Regions from separate parts of the Homo sapiens genome. Here region 2 is linked to region 1. A link is a loop called in an ENCODE intact Hi-C map of the cell type or tissue named here. Cell type or tissue: ascending aorta. All regions are shown on one strand.

Region 1 (8,000 bases):
TCCTGCTCTTTCTGCCTCAGGTGTGTGGTCTAGTTAATCCTCCATTCCATGGGAGAAACATAGCCCAGGAATGCTGGTTGTGAGGAGATTTGATTTCTACTCCTACTTCTGCCATTAACTGTATGACTTTGGGCAAGGCTCTTTCCTGGTCCCAGCCCAGCCCCAGCTATTCAGCATCCATTTAGGATAGGTTGGTCTCTAAGGAGCCTTTCTAGCCCCAGCATTCAAGGACTTAGTGGAAACTAGAATTCTGGGTTCAGTTGAGTTCAGTGCCACCGGCATTTGCCGACTGACTTCCTCTTTGTCATCAAGCACCATACGGGGCACTGCAGGGGATATGTTTATATCAGAGCTCTCTCTGATACCACGGCACTCACGGGCAAAGGGAGAGTGGGATGAGAAAAACAAGTGTATTGATATACCAGTGCAGAGCAGACTATGTTGTATGCTGGAAGCAAAGTACAAATGATTATAGGGTCCAAAGGAAGCAGAAATTTCATTTATTTATGAAAAGTCAGAATAAAACTTCATGGCATTTCAGATCAGCCTTGAAAGAGAAAATTCAAACAGGATCCAGTGAAGTTTCTATAGCAACATTTACTGAGCAAATATTATGTGCCAGCCAATGTTCTGAGCACTTTGCACACAGTAACTTATTTATTCCTCTCAGTCTTTTGAGATTAAGACTCTGGTTATCTGATTCTGTATATGAGGAAACTGAGGCATAGACTGGCTAAGGAATAGGCTTAGGCTCATGCCACAAACAAGCACAAGCACAAGGATTCAAAGCTTAGCGATCTGGTGCCTACGCCCGTCACTTAGTGTGGAGAGTCAACTGACTGTCACATAAACAAGGCCACCGAACCTGGAGGGAGGGAGACCTGACTCTGCAGATGAGCTTTGTGTCCCTGGGAAAGTCTTTTCAGCCTCTGACCTTCACGTTTCTTAACTCTGAAATGCGAATGAAAAATAGTTTCCTCGTTGGGTTATGATGATTCAGCAAAATGGCAGGAATAAGAATAGATTTTAAATGATTAAAAGTTCTAGATGATTTTAAATAGGAGAGAAAAGCAGAGGAGCTGATTGAGCAAATGCTGAGAGGAGGTAAAGTGTGGGACATATTTAGGGCAGAGTGATTATTCAGTATTAGGGTCTCTTCTCCACAGTTTGAGAGGTTCCCACCTGAAGTCTTGTTCCATCTCATCTCTTCCAGCTATGCCAGGCCTTGACTCTGCTCTCTCTATGTGGAGAATGACAAATCTAGTCTCTGTGTGTGTGTGTCTGTGTGTGTGTGTGTGTGTGTGTGTGTGTGTGTGTGTGTGTGTATGTGTTGTGCTGTTGAAGCTGAATGCCAGCACAATTCTCATCAGCATTTGAGTTCATTGGCAGCATTTGAAAGAAAGTATAGACCCTTAGCTCTCAGTGCTAATATAGACATTGGCACATTAGTTTCAGCTGAATTAACTCATGTAGGACTGACGCTAAGGGACAGTTAGAGTGGAGTGGAAACTTCTCTGCATACAGAAATAACATCTCAGCACTGTCTGTGTAGCAAGATGTATTATCATCATCTTATTGGTACTGGACAAAGCAGGATCTTCAGATGGTGCCCAGCGACTATAGGGACTAATGGGAAAGCAGAAGGGATGCAGCGTGGTTAAATCCAAAAAAAGAGCAGCAGCTCAAGAGACAGTAGGAAATACGATGGACAAGGGTCAGGAGACCAGGATTTGAGCCCCAGCTTAGGTGATTGGTCCTGGAAATGTCATTTCTATAAATTAGCACAACTGATAAAGATGCTCTCTAAAGCACCTTCGGTTCTGATAGCCTAAAAATGCATGAGTTATTTTTAAGCAGAAACTTAACTACAGCTATTCTTAGTCTCTCAACTAGAAGCTACATGTGATTCTGCATTTCTTATTAACTGAGAGGTACAATTTTCCACTGCATGTTGCTCTTATCTTTCTTAGTGGCCAGATAATGTTATTTATAAAACAATAACAATATAGCCTCAGATAACTGCAGCAACAGAAACAATAGTAGTCATTTACAGGGCCAGGAACTGTGCAAAAACACGTTTTACATGCATTTGATTCTCAGAGCAGCACCATTGGGTGGGTACTATTATTTCCATAATACAGATGAGCAAGCAAAGGTTTCAGAGTTACTAATTAACTTGCCCAAGGGACGAAGCACCGTTTTGAATCTGGCTTGTCCACCATCAAACCCTTTATCCTTAACCACTCAGGTGTCTAGCCCAGAGTAGACACAGGCACGTGAGCCCAAGTGTTCCAGGTGGCCTTTCAGCCCCAGAAATCTCCCCTCACTTGAAAAATAATCTAGAACAATTTTTTTCAGAGGAATCAGTCTTTCTTCCCCAGTCAGAATGAAGTCACTAACTCCAGAGTAAAAGAATGGGGCAAGCGATGCTCTCTGTAAAGTGAATTCTAATGAGGTAAAAGTGGGCAGGTCTCTACTGGAGGAGAGAGGACAGCAGCGAGGAGAGTGGCATGGGAAGTGGAGAGAGCTGCATATGCCCCCACCTCCCCAGTTCTCTGAGAGATATTCCACACAGGAATTCCTGACCCTTGCCCAGCAATTGTTCAATGACTCTGACCATGGAAAGCATACGAGAAAAAGTACGCCAGAAAAGTTGTATCATGGTCGGTAGACCAGAGACAACAGAGAAACTGGCTGCAAGTCTCAGCATCACTCAGAAAGCCTTTGTTCCCAAGGCACTATTAAGTATCAGGCAGACAGAGATTCCTGAGACACAGCTCCTGTCCTCACAGGAAGGACTCACTGGATAAGATGGGAGGCAAACCCAGGCAGGCTAGCATTGATGCAAGATGCTGAGTGCCATAACAAACGTCTAAGCAGCTTGCTTTAGGTGTAGTGTGAAGGGAGGATCAGACATAGTTAATTCTAACACGAGGTAGGAAGTGTTAAGTGTGCTAATAGCAATACAAGCCAAGAACTATGAGAGCCCAGCGAAGGATGGATTAATTCTGACTGGGACTCTCACAGAAGAGGTGGTGTCTAAGTGGGACCTTGAAGGATTGGAATGAGAGATAGAGCAGTGATGAGATTCTGCTCATCACAGGGGAGTTGGTGTAAAGAGGAAAGTCTATTTGCCTGTGCTTGCTTTTCCGAAGGCAGGACGGCTACAAGCATGGAGCTGAAGTTCAGACTGACCTGGCTTTGATTTCTGTGTCTGTCATTTCTGTGTGCCCTTGAACTTTCATATTTTCCTCTGTAAATGGAGATTCTAGTACCTTCTTCATGGCATTGTGATTGGGAACAATTACATTACAACATGTTTAGTAATGCAAGTGTTTAAGTACATGTTCAATAAATGATAGTTTTTATTGTCTGTGCTATGACTATTTCAGTGAACATTATCTCAGTCTTCTGGGTAGCATCTGAGGCTAATTGGCCACTGTTAGGCAATTTTAAAAGTTAACGAAATGCACCTACAACTTCATCTGCATTTGTCCTCTCTTCAGATCCTTGTATATGAGCATCTTTGCCTATTCTTGGATCATAGTCTTGCTTTTTTGTTTTTGATTTGTTTGTGGGTTTTTTTTCTATACAATAGAGCAAATTATTGATTCCTTTTTATAATTTCCTCTTCCTGTTCTAAAGTCCTACCTTGGATGGTCCACTCTTTGTTGTGTGTTCAGATCCAGTAGTGAGTGCAGAAGGACAGTTACCATAGTCAGCCTCTCAGTTAGAATTCTGTCGTGTCTACAGACCAGCTTTGTTCCTCTCCTAGTCACCACTATGCTGCTGAGAATCATCATAGAATATGGGAACTGCAGGCAACTGCAGCCAAATCTTTTGTTTTACCAATGAGAACCTCCAGCCCAGGGACAGGAAGAAAATTGTCAAGTTTGTACAGAGAGACAGGCAGGGGTGGGCCTGTGTACTAGTCCTCAAGTGTGCTGACTCACAGGCCAGTGCCCTGGATGGTTTGCATGCCCTTTCTGCTTTTCTTCCGCAGACTTAGGCTGTGAGGAGGGCAAAAATGCCTTTCCTCCTCCTCATTTCCTCTTCCCTCCCCCTTCCTCCCTGCTTTGGGTAAAGCTGAAACATGCAGCTCGTGCTTCCACAAGGCATCCTCAGCATGCTTTTCACAGCACCCTCTGCTGACTCCGGGGCCTTCACAGCTTGCAGCCCAGTTGACAGCCAGTGAAGTGAGAAGATTGGAAACACTTTAAACTGTCTCAGCATTGAAGAAAGTGAGAAGAAGGCAGGTGGGAAACGTCTGTGATGAGCGACATTGTAGAGAGTTAACAAAAACTGGGAGACTTTCAGGGTTTCCTTCTCCTGCTCCCCTGAAACCAAGGATTATAAATACTTTCAATCTTACAGGACAACTCTAGCTGTGCAGTGGTGACTAGGTTGAAGAGGATTTGGAAGCGGTACTTGGGCTCCGTGTACACACACTTGGGAACACATGCACACACGCATTTATGCATTTGCACTATGTAGTAGGCATTTCTGCCTTGGACTTTTAAAAACATGCTTGCCCTTTAGGATCCTCATCTTGGAAATCTGCCCTCTTCTCCCTCTTTAAGGGATTGCCCTTCCCTCTGAATGTGCAGAACATGCTGTTCTTCTACTGCAGAATTTATTTCATTTTCTCATGCAATTTTTATTAGTGGCTCATAAGTGTGTCTTTCATCGCATTGGAATGACCCTCTTAGAGGCAAGGGTCTTGACTGTTGTTTTCCCCATACTATACCACATACACTATGTTGAATTGATAAATTTACTTATTCAGTGAATGTTTTGGTATTATAATAGACATGTTGCAAGGTAGTTTAGCAAAGTGATAAGGACTCATGTGGAATCAGACATACAGGGGTTTGAATTGTAGCTCCACTATTATCAGTTCTGTGACCCCTGCCTACCTATGTTTTAGTCCCTCTTTTGTTAAATGGCAATAATAATAAAGTACACCCTCTTAAGCTGTTACAGAGATTAAAAGAATTGATGAAAGTAAAATGTGTAGTCTATTTTCTAGCATTAAAGTGCTCAGTATATGCAAGCACCTATTAGTAATTAATGTTAGAAATAATAATGATAATTATCATCATCATCATCATCATCATCATTTGTTGCCACTGTGGCTGTGCCAGGTTCTCCAGATCCTCAATGATCCCCTTTCTTTTCTTAGATATGTGAGGGAGATAAGCAAAGGAATATATTGAAGAGAAAAAGCCCAATGTTTATTACTGCGTGGCTGTTGCTATGCTGTGGGCTTCTATGAGCTGGAGGACCCAAGAAAGCTACTTTCCCTGTGGCCCTCACCTATTCTTGGCTGTCTGGATCTCAGCACTATGGGGATCAGAAGAGGCCACCCCAAAACAATAGGAAATAAAAAGGAATTTTTGCCCAATGCTTTGAACAAGGCAGGTCCAAGCTTCCCACCTCAGATCTTCAGAGTGAAGTCCCCTCCCTCCCATGCTCAAAGCAGCTCTAGACCTGCACAGCACCCTCAAAGAAGCAAATCCAGCAGAGATTTTATGGCTTTAGCACCATCTGGCCTTATCTCCTTAGCTGTCTTGAAGGAGACAATAGAGGGTGGAGGAGAAGTAATCATCCTAAAACCAACAGGTGGCCCCAGTTGTAGGCTATGTAGCAGCATGGCTGTGGTGGTGGTGGTTGCTTGGTGTATGTGTGGAAGTGCAAGGGAAGTCTATAATGCAGTGTTCTGAGTGTGTGCAGAACCTATGGAGGAAATCAGAACTTGAGATAGAGAAACAAGTCCTGTTAATGGTAACGCCATTTGGATCTGGAAATAACTGTGTTTGCATAGTCCATGTCTGTTCTCTTACAGATGAGGAAACAAAAGCTCTTCATTTAAGGAGAGAAATAGTCCACTCTCTTGTTTACTCTTTTACTTGACATTGATTGAACCTCTCAATGGCAAAGACTGTGTTGTGCATTAGATAGATATGCTGAGAAATGAGAAAGAGGCTGTGCCCTCAAAAATTTGTCCTAAAAGGGGAACATCTAGATAATCAATGAGCTAATAAATGATTAGATACAGTGTTGTCCCTTCAACCATCTCTTTGGATTCACCACATTCTCCACACTCTCTCTAAAGACTCCCACTCATGCCCCTGGTGAGTCAAAAGCTCCTGGCCAGTAGCCTCTTCTCTGATCAACTCATATATTTCTGCTCATATCACCTTTGCTGGTGGCATACCAGAATCAAGAATCAATTCTGTTTGTTTTCAAACCTGTTTATATTTCTGTGTTTTTATTATACTTGGACAATTTAATTAAAATGATGTGAACTAGTGAAATATGAGTGCAAAAGAAAGTCTTTTTTCTGAAACTAAATACTTTTGAAAGGCTATCGGATGAATCACTAAAATCATTGTAATATTAGGTATCAGAGAGACGACTCTAAGGTTGGGGAAAAGCATGGAAGAAAATCTAAACTTATATTTATTTTATAAGTGCCTTCAAGTTCCTGATATCAAAATATTGATCAATACATGTGCTTCACAGTGTTTTAAGTTTTTTTGGTATATTTTTTAAATAATCTAATTGCCATCCACGTTGCATCAGTTAAGAGGGCTTCAACTGTAATTAAGACTTTGAGTAAAGTTCTGTGAAGGATACAAACTAAATGTTGTGACCGAGAACAGCAGGATGACCTGCTTAAGGTGGTCCTTGCAAGATAACAAGAAGCCAGCCAAGCAAAAGTAGGGGAGAAGAGTTTTGGGCAGTGAGAACCGCATCGGGGGAGGTGTGGTATGTTGCAGAAGCAGCAGATGAGGGAAAGGGAAATGATAAGGTTTTTCAGGTCAACAGCGCTTAGACAGTGCAGATTCTCAAAGGTCATGCAAAGGAGTTGGGACTTTATTCAAAGCATGATGAGAAAGCATGAGGGGCTTGAGGGGATCTGTTTGACAGGATGTGATTTCCATTTTCAAAAGAGCTTCCTGGCTGCTAGATGAAGGATGGATGAGAACGGAAAAAGGGAAAGTGGGCAAGGTGGAGGCAGGGATGAATTAAAGTGACAAAGGCAAGTGATAAAGTGCAATAAGTCTACAGTGACAGGTGAGCAGTGGCAGAGCCCTAGGCCAGGGTGAGAATGGAGATGTAAAGTGGGCATTGTAAATACATTTGTGACATCTTTAGAGGGACGTGCATCCATATTTTCTTTAGTCAATCTGCATGACCAAACTTACAGCTAATTTTTGAAAGGCATAGGTGATCTGATGGGGGAGAAAATCCTACCAAAAGTCAGGCAGCTGGGTTTTCTTTTTCTAGTTTGATATTTATTGGCTGTGCTACTCAGAGCAAGCAACTTAACTCTTGGAAGCTCATCTAGAAAAGGACAATAATAATATCCTGTGCAGCCCACCTCATATTTGGGTTATGCAGTTTAAATAAATAGATGGCTTACATGTATCTAGGACTTTGGTAAGCTTATTCCTTCACTTGATCCTCACGGCGCATAAGGCAGATACTATGGTCCTCACGTCACAGGTGAGCAGACCAGTACCTGTTCAATAAACCGTTATTGAACATCTACTATGTCAGGGTCAGGGACAGGCCCTGAGACTTTTGAAATAGATTAGACCCAGCCCTGTCCTACAGAAGTTCACAGTCTGATGAAGAAGACAGATATGAAAATGTGAAATTATAGAATATCAAGATACATGCTAAGACAGAAAGTACATTAGAACCTTAGAGGAGGAAGAAATGAATTTTTTCTGGAAGGAGTGAAAAGCTTTCCACTGGAGTCAACATCTGGCTGGGGTCTTGAAGGATGTGTAGAAGTTTTCCAGGTATGGAGGGTCATTTTTGAGAAGGATATGCAAAAGTATGCAGGCCTGGAAGGAAATGGTTCATATGCATCTATGTGGGTGGGGCCTCAGGTGATTGGCAAACTGTTAGGAATGAGGCTGGAGAGTGAATCAGGGGCAGGGAGGCTCCTGCTCATGGATCTGTGAGTGAGTGAGTTATGCAAAAGC
Region 2 (8,000 bases), 270 kb after region 1:
AGAGCTAAGCTATGGGTACACAAAGGCAAACAGAGTGGTATAATGGACACTGGAGTCTCAGAAGCCAGGATTTGGAAAGTGGGTGAGGGATAAAAACTACATAGTGGGTACAAGGTACGCTACTCAGGTGATGGGTGCACTAAAATCTTAGGCTTCACCATCATACAATTCATCCATGAAACCAAAAACCACTTGTACCCTTAAAGCTTTTGAAATGTTTAAAAAGAAAAAGAAGGGAAAAGTAAGCTTGTGGTGTGTGAGCCCACAGGAGGCCGCAGAGGACAGGGCCAGGAGCCAAGAGCAATTGCAGCAAATCCAGACTAGAACCAGGTCTTTGAGAGCATTTTCCACCCTCCACTACCCAATAGCATATAGTCCATCTTCTATCCCTCCTCACAAAATTATGAAAGTGGTAAGACCCAAATCTACATTACAAAAGAGGCCAGAGCTTTGGCCCTCTCTGCCCCATCTCTGTAGTGCTTCTGTTCCTGAACAGGACCTTACCAGCCTTTCCCTTCTTCTCCCCCAGGCCCACCTTGTTGACTGAAACCACCCCAGATCCCACAACAGCCTAGACCCCTCCGTCGGCCCAGCCACCCCAGCACAAACAGCATGAGAGTTGCTGCTGTGTCTCTGCTACCACTATGCCAGGCTGCCTTTCTGTTTTCCCTGGGCCTGATTATCTTAAGCTACCTCTGGGGCCCCACCCGGCTGGGCCCAGTGTTATCTCCTATGCACAGTCATCGTCTTGCTAAAAGGCAATCAGAGGAGCTGACTTTAATAAATGTTAACACCCTCAATGTGAAGTCTGGCAATTAAAACTCCTCTCCAGGACCTCTGAAACAGGCCTGTGGAAAATCCCCCATCTTAATAAGCTCCAATCATCAGAGGACGCTGAGAGAAAGCAGGGATAAGGAGAAGTCACTGAAATTTTCAAAGGGGAGGGAAGCAACCAGGAAAGGCACCTTCCTCCATTTCTCATCCCTCCCTCTGAGGATCCCACTCCAGGCCAATTTCATCCAACAGGCCTGAGAAGCAAACAGAGGCTGATCAGGAAGGCCTTAAGGGTCATCTTGTTCAGTGGTGTTTAGATTTTTGGTGCATTAGACTCACCTGGAGGGCCCCTTAAAACACAGATTGCCAGGGTTTAGTTTCTGATTCAGTGGGTCTGGGGTAGGGCCTGAGAATTTGCATGTCTAGCAAGTACTCAAGTGCTGCTGCCACTAATGGTCCAGGGACCACAGTTTGAGAACCACTGATCTAGCTCAATATCATCATATTACAGATGGTGAAACTAGGCCCAGAGAGATAGGAACTTGCTCAAGATCTCATATCTAGTTAGTGCACCCCATTTGAAAGGATCAAAGCAAATCTCTTGAGAGCAATTCCCAATTGTATGTTTTAAATTTTTTTCTCCATAGAATTTTAAACATTGGGTTTATTAACAGTCATCACCACGGTCATCATTATCCTGAAATGAGATCTTTGAAATCAAAGGAAGAAATAGTTGGTAGTTAGCATGCCAAGTAACAGGACAGCCTGCCTCATCAATACACAGGAAGCCAAATTGGAAAAGAGTTCTCCTAAGTGAGTTCTTTGACAAGATTTCCTTTCTTTCTCCTTCCTTTAGATCAGATTAGAGGCAGGTTAGATTAGATTTAGGTCCAGATTGGATTTCAGGGCCCTTAGACATCACTTAGTCCCCTGATCACCCAAACAAAAAAACATGCCATCATATTATTCTTATCACTTATCAGTGTCTGGAATTCATACTTACTTGTGTTCTTGCTTCCCACAATCTCCTCCACTAAAACCTATGTTCATGAGAGCATGGACATTCTCAGGGCCTGGCATTTACAAGCTTTTAATAATTATTTGTTGATTAATTAACTGAGAACCATATTAGCTAGGAAAGGATTCATTAATCTGATGAATTTATTGACATTTGGCAGGGATTTGAGTCCTGAGGCCATAGTCCGAGAAAGATGTGATCAGGTAGAAGGCAGGAAAGTTACCCTGGCACCAAGATCCCAAGAAGCAGCAGAAAAAAATGTTGCCACAATGGAAAAGAGATTCTAAGGGCCAATCCCAGCCACTGTCCCTTACCCCCGCAACACACACACAAGCTCTCACACATATTTTCACACATGCCCCACACTCTGCCTCCCAAGAAAAACAGCTTAGCAGCTGAGCTATCCAAATCACACCATAAAGATCCCAGACAGGGGAAAAGATCATCCACTATAATTACCATGTAGGAGCTTTCATATGGCACCCTGCTAAAAGCAGGGAAGCAAGACGGATCAGAACAGACAGCTTATTAAATTATCCAGTGCATCAACTCAATGAACACTTCCAAATGGTTTTCTTTTCCTCTTTTTTTCTATCCATGAGTTTTTAATGTTTGCTCTCCTTTCTCCACTGTTTAGGATTCCCGTTAGGTGTTCAGATCACTGCTTTCCTTCTGCCGGCTGCTGTCTCTTATCATCCACCTTCCTGAATCATTCACATAGAGTGGGAGATACAGCATGTCATGTTGCAGACTGGACCCAGCTTTTGAAGTTAGAAGACCCACGTTTGATCGTGGTTCTTCTGTGTGATCCTGGGCATGCTATGAATTTGCCTGAGCTGTGGATTCCTCAAAGGTAACATAAGGGTGATAGCACAACTCAGTTTGGGGCAGAGATTAGAGGGGATGACATATAGCAGCCCACTTTCCAAACTGCCAAAAGAGGAACAGGTGTGAGCTGCCAGGACCATGTCAGGATGGATTTTTGGCCTTTGTCTAAGGCACAAAATCATTTGGCAAGTGCTAGGAAGAGGTCCTCTGCCTCCAGATAGTGCTACAGAAATGCACTACACAAGAGCTTTCAATTTGATTAACAAATATCCACCTTGAAAATGCAAATAGACAGGTGAAAAAAATGCATCTGTCTACCTTCCAGTCATCCTCATTTTAGTGTGAATCTGATTAAAAGCATTCCTTTCCATGAAAGGGCTAGATGAGCCCTGCCTGGATGAAAGAATGAATCATCTGGTAGAGTTTGGGCAATCAGGAAGGAAATGTTCAAGCCTGGGAATACTACGAAAGTGAGTTTGTTAGAATCCGGGTGGCTATAAAGAGAAGTTAAATTCTCTAAGCCCCAGTTTCCTCATCTGTAAAATGAGGGTAATAGTACCTACCTAGAGTCATTATTAGAATTAAATAAGGTAAAGTATGAACCACTTAGTGTGAGCATAGCACAAAAAAGAACTTAGTGAAACTTAACTACCACTACAGTTACTAAGAGTGGTATCATTATTATAATAACATTTATTTTTATTACTACTTCTACTAGCTGTCAATAAGCAGCATATGGCCCTCTGAACCTTGCTTGGAAAGATGCCCATCTTTCAAAGCCTCTTTTGTATCATTAATCTATTGCTGTTTAATAAAGCACCTCAAACTTGATGGCCTAAAACAACCATCATTTATTTTGCTCATGAATCTGTAATTTAGGCAGGACCTAGGGGAATGGCTTACTTCTGCTATATATGGCATCAGCTGGGGTAGTTCATCTGAAGACTAGAGGATCTAGTTTCAAGATCACTCACTTACACTGCTTAAAAAAAATGGTGCTACCTCTTGGCTGGGAACTCAGCCAGGGATATTGGTTTCAGTTCCTCTTAATCAGTTGTTTGGGCTTCTAAACAGCATGGTGACTGAGTTGCAAGAGGGAGCTTCTCAATAAAATAAAAGAACATGGCATTTTTATGACTTAGCCTCAGAAGTCACATTATGTCCCTTCCTCTGTACTCTGTCTGTCCAGGCAATCACAAAGATGCACCCATGTTCAAGGGGAGGGGACACAGACCCTACCTCTTCATGTAGGAGTGTTAAGATTGTAGAAAAAACATGTGGGATGGAAAATATTTTTGCAGCCTTCTTTAGAAAATATAATCTGCCATACCTCTCAGGAAAGTCTTCCTGAATTCTTCACCCTCACCAGTTACATGACCTCCTTTGGTGTCCAACTTTCTTTTACCACTCACATTACCCTGAAATGTTCAGCACTGTCTTTCTGTTTTTCCAATATCCAAAATAAATGGCATGGAGATGGTGGCAGAAAAAGGAAATAGAGATGCTTTACAATTTGATCTTGCTATCACTGTTTGGACACAGACAGCTCTGGAATATAATTTTATTCATTTAGAACTTTTCAACCTCTCAATTTCCTCATCTATGAAACAAGGAATAATAGTGATGACACCTCAATGAATTTTTTGAGAAAATCATATTAAGCACATCTAACTTCATGAAGCACGTAACTTACATTAGTAAACCTGGCTTTTAAGAGTTAGCACAAAAATATTAGCTATTATGATACCACTAAGTTGGAATTTGCGACAATTCATACAGAAAATAGATTTTTCTTACCCTAAGAATGTCCTGTGTTGTAACTAGTGAAAATTAAAGGTGGAGAAAATGTCAGGGAATGAAGCAGAGAGGAAAGATATCTTAAATATTTATGGCACGGCTCTTTTAAGCCTTTCACATGGAGGAGGTGGGGCTTGTACGGCATCCTCTAAGCTGAGTCCATTTTGGAGAGGTAGTGGAAGTGGGGAAGAGCATGAATGAGTAGAGAAAACTGGGCCAGTGTGAAGGGTCTGAAGGAGTCGCATCAAGCAGAGAGTGCCCTGTCTCGCCCAGCCAGACGACACAAAGCAGAAGATGGCATTTCAGATGCCCTCCAGCTCAGCAAGTCTCTACTCCTCCATTCGCAGAGGTTCTTTGTCACAAAGAGAACCTCCTAAGCCACAAAAGGAACTTAATGGAAAGATGCTGGAATGTTCAAGAAAGGAGGTGGGCTGGCTCCAGGGGTCTAGGCAGCAGGGAAGGCTGTGTGGGCCTTCTTACCAGAACATTGCCATGGAATGGGATTTGGCTCCAGAGACCACTATGATCAGAGTCTTTCCACTCCAAGTTTCCAATTCCCAGTGTCTTACCCTGGGTTAATCAGCTATGGCAAGGGAAGCAGGATCCGACAGTATGGGAGTGGCTGCTGTTAGCTCATCCGACATAAAGAGACAACTGTAGAGAAAGAAAACGAGGCAGAATTGACACAGAGAGGCAGCAGTGGGCAGGGAGCCCTTACATAGTGAAGGTCCTGGCCAGGTCCTCCTCCTCCCTCTCCATTGTCACAAAAACTGCCCTGCACTGGGTGGCGCAATGGAGTTCCAGAGAATTTAATAAGCAAAATGTGTTTATTATTCATCTATCACGTGCCAGACAGTGTGTTTAGCACTACAGATACAGAAATGAATGGACACTCCATTTCACAGCACAGGAGTACTTAGTGGTTAAGAGCCCCCAACTGGGAATGACAAAGATCAGGGTTCAAATTCCAGTTCTACCCCTTATGCATTGTGTAAATTTGGCCCTGTCTCCTCAAGCTACAGTGAAGACTGGCTAATAATTGTGCCTACCTTACAGGTCATTATAGTTCATCACAAGGATTTAACAAGAGAAGGTAGACAGTCCTCATGAGATGCCTTACACCTAGCGAGCACTGCATATACTTGGCTGTAACTCCGACTGTAACAAAAAAAAAAAAAGGACTTCCCTGCCAACTTTACCTGTCAGTGCTAGAAGAGACTGTATATTCTTATTCCAGGGTATAGGCAGATGTCCTGCCCAGTGGGATCCAGCCCCACAAACATCAGAATCACCTAGGAAACCAGTCAACAATGCAGCCCCCAGCCTTGCTCCCAGATTGTCTGATTCAGGACATCAGGAGAAAGGTCTGGAATCTACATTTAAAGCTTCCCCTCACAATCTAAGTGATTTTAATACATAATTATTATGAGTACCAGTGTTCTAGACTAGAAAATCCTCTTACTTGAAGGCAAGGAAACTGACAATGATGGAAAGAAAACAATTCGACTTAAGATCTCACAATGAGAATTACTGGGCAAATTAGTTTTCTATTGTTGTGTAACAAATTACCACAGACTTAGTGGCTTAAAACAGTACGGTAAAACTATTTTTTCCTAGTTTCTGTAGATCAGAAGTCTAGGCATAAGATGGCTGAGCCCTCTGCTGTTTGGTCCCAAAAGGCTTAAATTAAGGTGTTGGGCTGCCATCCTTTCTACAGCTCAAGGATCCCCTTTCAAGCTCTCATGGTTGTACGCAGAATTCCATTTCTTGGGGTTATAGGACTAAGGGCTCTGTTTCATGCTGGCTATCAGCCAGGGGTCACTCTTAACTCCTAGAGGCACTCTCCGGCCTTTCCATGTGGCCCCCTCCATCTCTAAAAGCCAGCAATGGAGAATCTTCTCACATTGAATCCTCCCCATGCTTTGAATCTCTCACTTTTCCCATCTTTAACCTCTAGTCTCAGATGTAAAGGGCCGATATGTAGTTAGGTGAGGCCCAACCATTTGATTAACTCAAAGTCAACCAGTTACTACCCTTTATAACAGCTACACAATTGCTGTATGCCATAACATAACCCTGGGAGTGACAGCCTGTGATAATCACAAGTTTTGCCTACATTCAAGGGAAGGAGGTTTTACAAGGGTGAGGGTCATGGGAGGTCATTTTAGAATTCTGCCTACTACACTGGGAATATAATCTAAAACTCAGACAAAACACAGCTTGTCAGTCATGCAGAAGTCACCACCCCTCACATTACAGCAATAGCTTCCTAACCTCTAAATCAACATTTGTACCTCCAAACCAAATAATACAAGAAAAGTTCATCGATGTAAAATGTAGCTTATAACTGTTATTTCAAGGCATTGTAAGCACATAGGTTGTCGATGTATTGAACAGGCACTTTCTTTGGTGTATCTCGGTGAAAAAATTGACAGTCGAGCTTACTCACCAACCCTTGCCTGTGTCCAACAAACACAACTGAAATGGAACTTAAACTGACCATCGTAACCAACCACTCACAAAATCAAGTGCTCAAACAGAAACAGATGGGAATGACAAAGGAACCTAACCTAGTACAGGTTGAGTTTATTTTGTCTGAAATGCTTAAGACCAGGAGCATTGCAAATTTTGGATTTTTTTAATTTTGAAATGTTCACATTATACTTACCAGTTTCCCTAATCTGAAAATGCTCCTGTGAACATATCCTTTGAGCATCATGTCAGAATTCCGTAAGTTTTGAATTTTGGAGCATTTCAGATTTCAGATTTTTGAAGTAAGGATACTCCATCTGTACCTCCTATGTACTTAGCACAATCTTTGTACATTATCTCATTTAAGAGTTAAGACAGTCTCATGAAATAGACATTATTATTCCTATTATAAATAAAGAAAATGAGATCTTTGGGAAAAAAAAATACAGGTAGCAAGAGGTAGTACCAGGATTAAACCTAGGTCAGGTCAGTCTAACTTCAAACTACATATTCTATCCACAGATCCAATATTAATAAATGTTGGTTATCTTCTCTATTACCTCAATCATACAATATATTTTTAAGACAAACAAAAAATCTCCACCAGCAAAACAAGACAGTGTCCCTCATGCAGTCTTAAAAAATAAGAACTACATTTTGTTCCTGCCCTAAGTAAAACTAAATCTTTCCAACAGTGTCAGATGTATTACTAATTACACAATTACATTATGCAGTCGTGCTTGTAATAAAATTCTTGGAGTGCTTTTAGCAAATTCAACTTTGGAGAAAATAACGACTTCCTTTAGAATTATTTACTAAATTAAGCAATTCTTTACTCAACATTGTTTTTAATAATTCAAGTACAGGATGTTTTATTATGAACATTTTCTAAAACAAGTTTAAAAATAATTCCATTCTTATGAGTATGAGCATGGTTGTTCCAAGAAGGTATTTTTAAAAAATATTTAATATTCCTGTTCTGCCAGACAGTGAAAGATTTTTCACATTTTCCATGATTATTTCAACTGGAATGCATCTCCCTCCTGCCCCCAGGGCTGACAGAGTTGGGGAAGAAAAGCCACAATTTCATTTATATCACTCAGCAGGTTAC

The links. Hi-C counts contacts between places; a loop is a spot of excess contacts. Peaks named below come from ENCODE experiments on the same cell type or tissue, not always from the same donor. Only the 100,000 strongest peaks of a DNase experiment are listed, where the experiment ranks them.
Region 2: a loop joins it to region 1, with 3 times the contacts of the local background. A loop is called at or near these places in 2 of 110 quality-filtered maps.

The regions. Positions count from the first base shown.
Region 1 is chr5:153,625,163-153,633,162 of GRCh38, forward strand. All of the region lies in intron 2 of GRIA1 (glutamate ionotropic receptor AMPA type subunit 1), which reads left to right. Among named protein-coding and RNA genes, the nearest start is that of GRIA1, 140 kb to the left of the region's middle. In ascending aorta, a CTCF peak has its summit at 4,165 (motif pointing left); a DNase peak (open chromatin) is centred at 3,979; H3K27ac peaks cover 2,957 bases.
Region 2 is chr5:153,893,290-153,901,289 of GRCh38, forward strand. LINC01861 (long intergenic non-protein coding RNA 1861) reads right to left here and starts at 5,698. Exons shown (of 4, transcript NR_146729.1): 1 at 5,617-5,698; 2 at 4,898-5,071; 3 at 2,252-2,496. In ascending aorta, no CTCF peak of the experiment used is centred here; a DNase peak (open chromatin) is centred at 7,942; H3K27ac peaks cover 3,934 bases.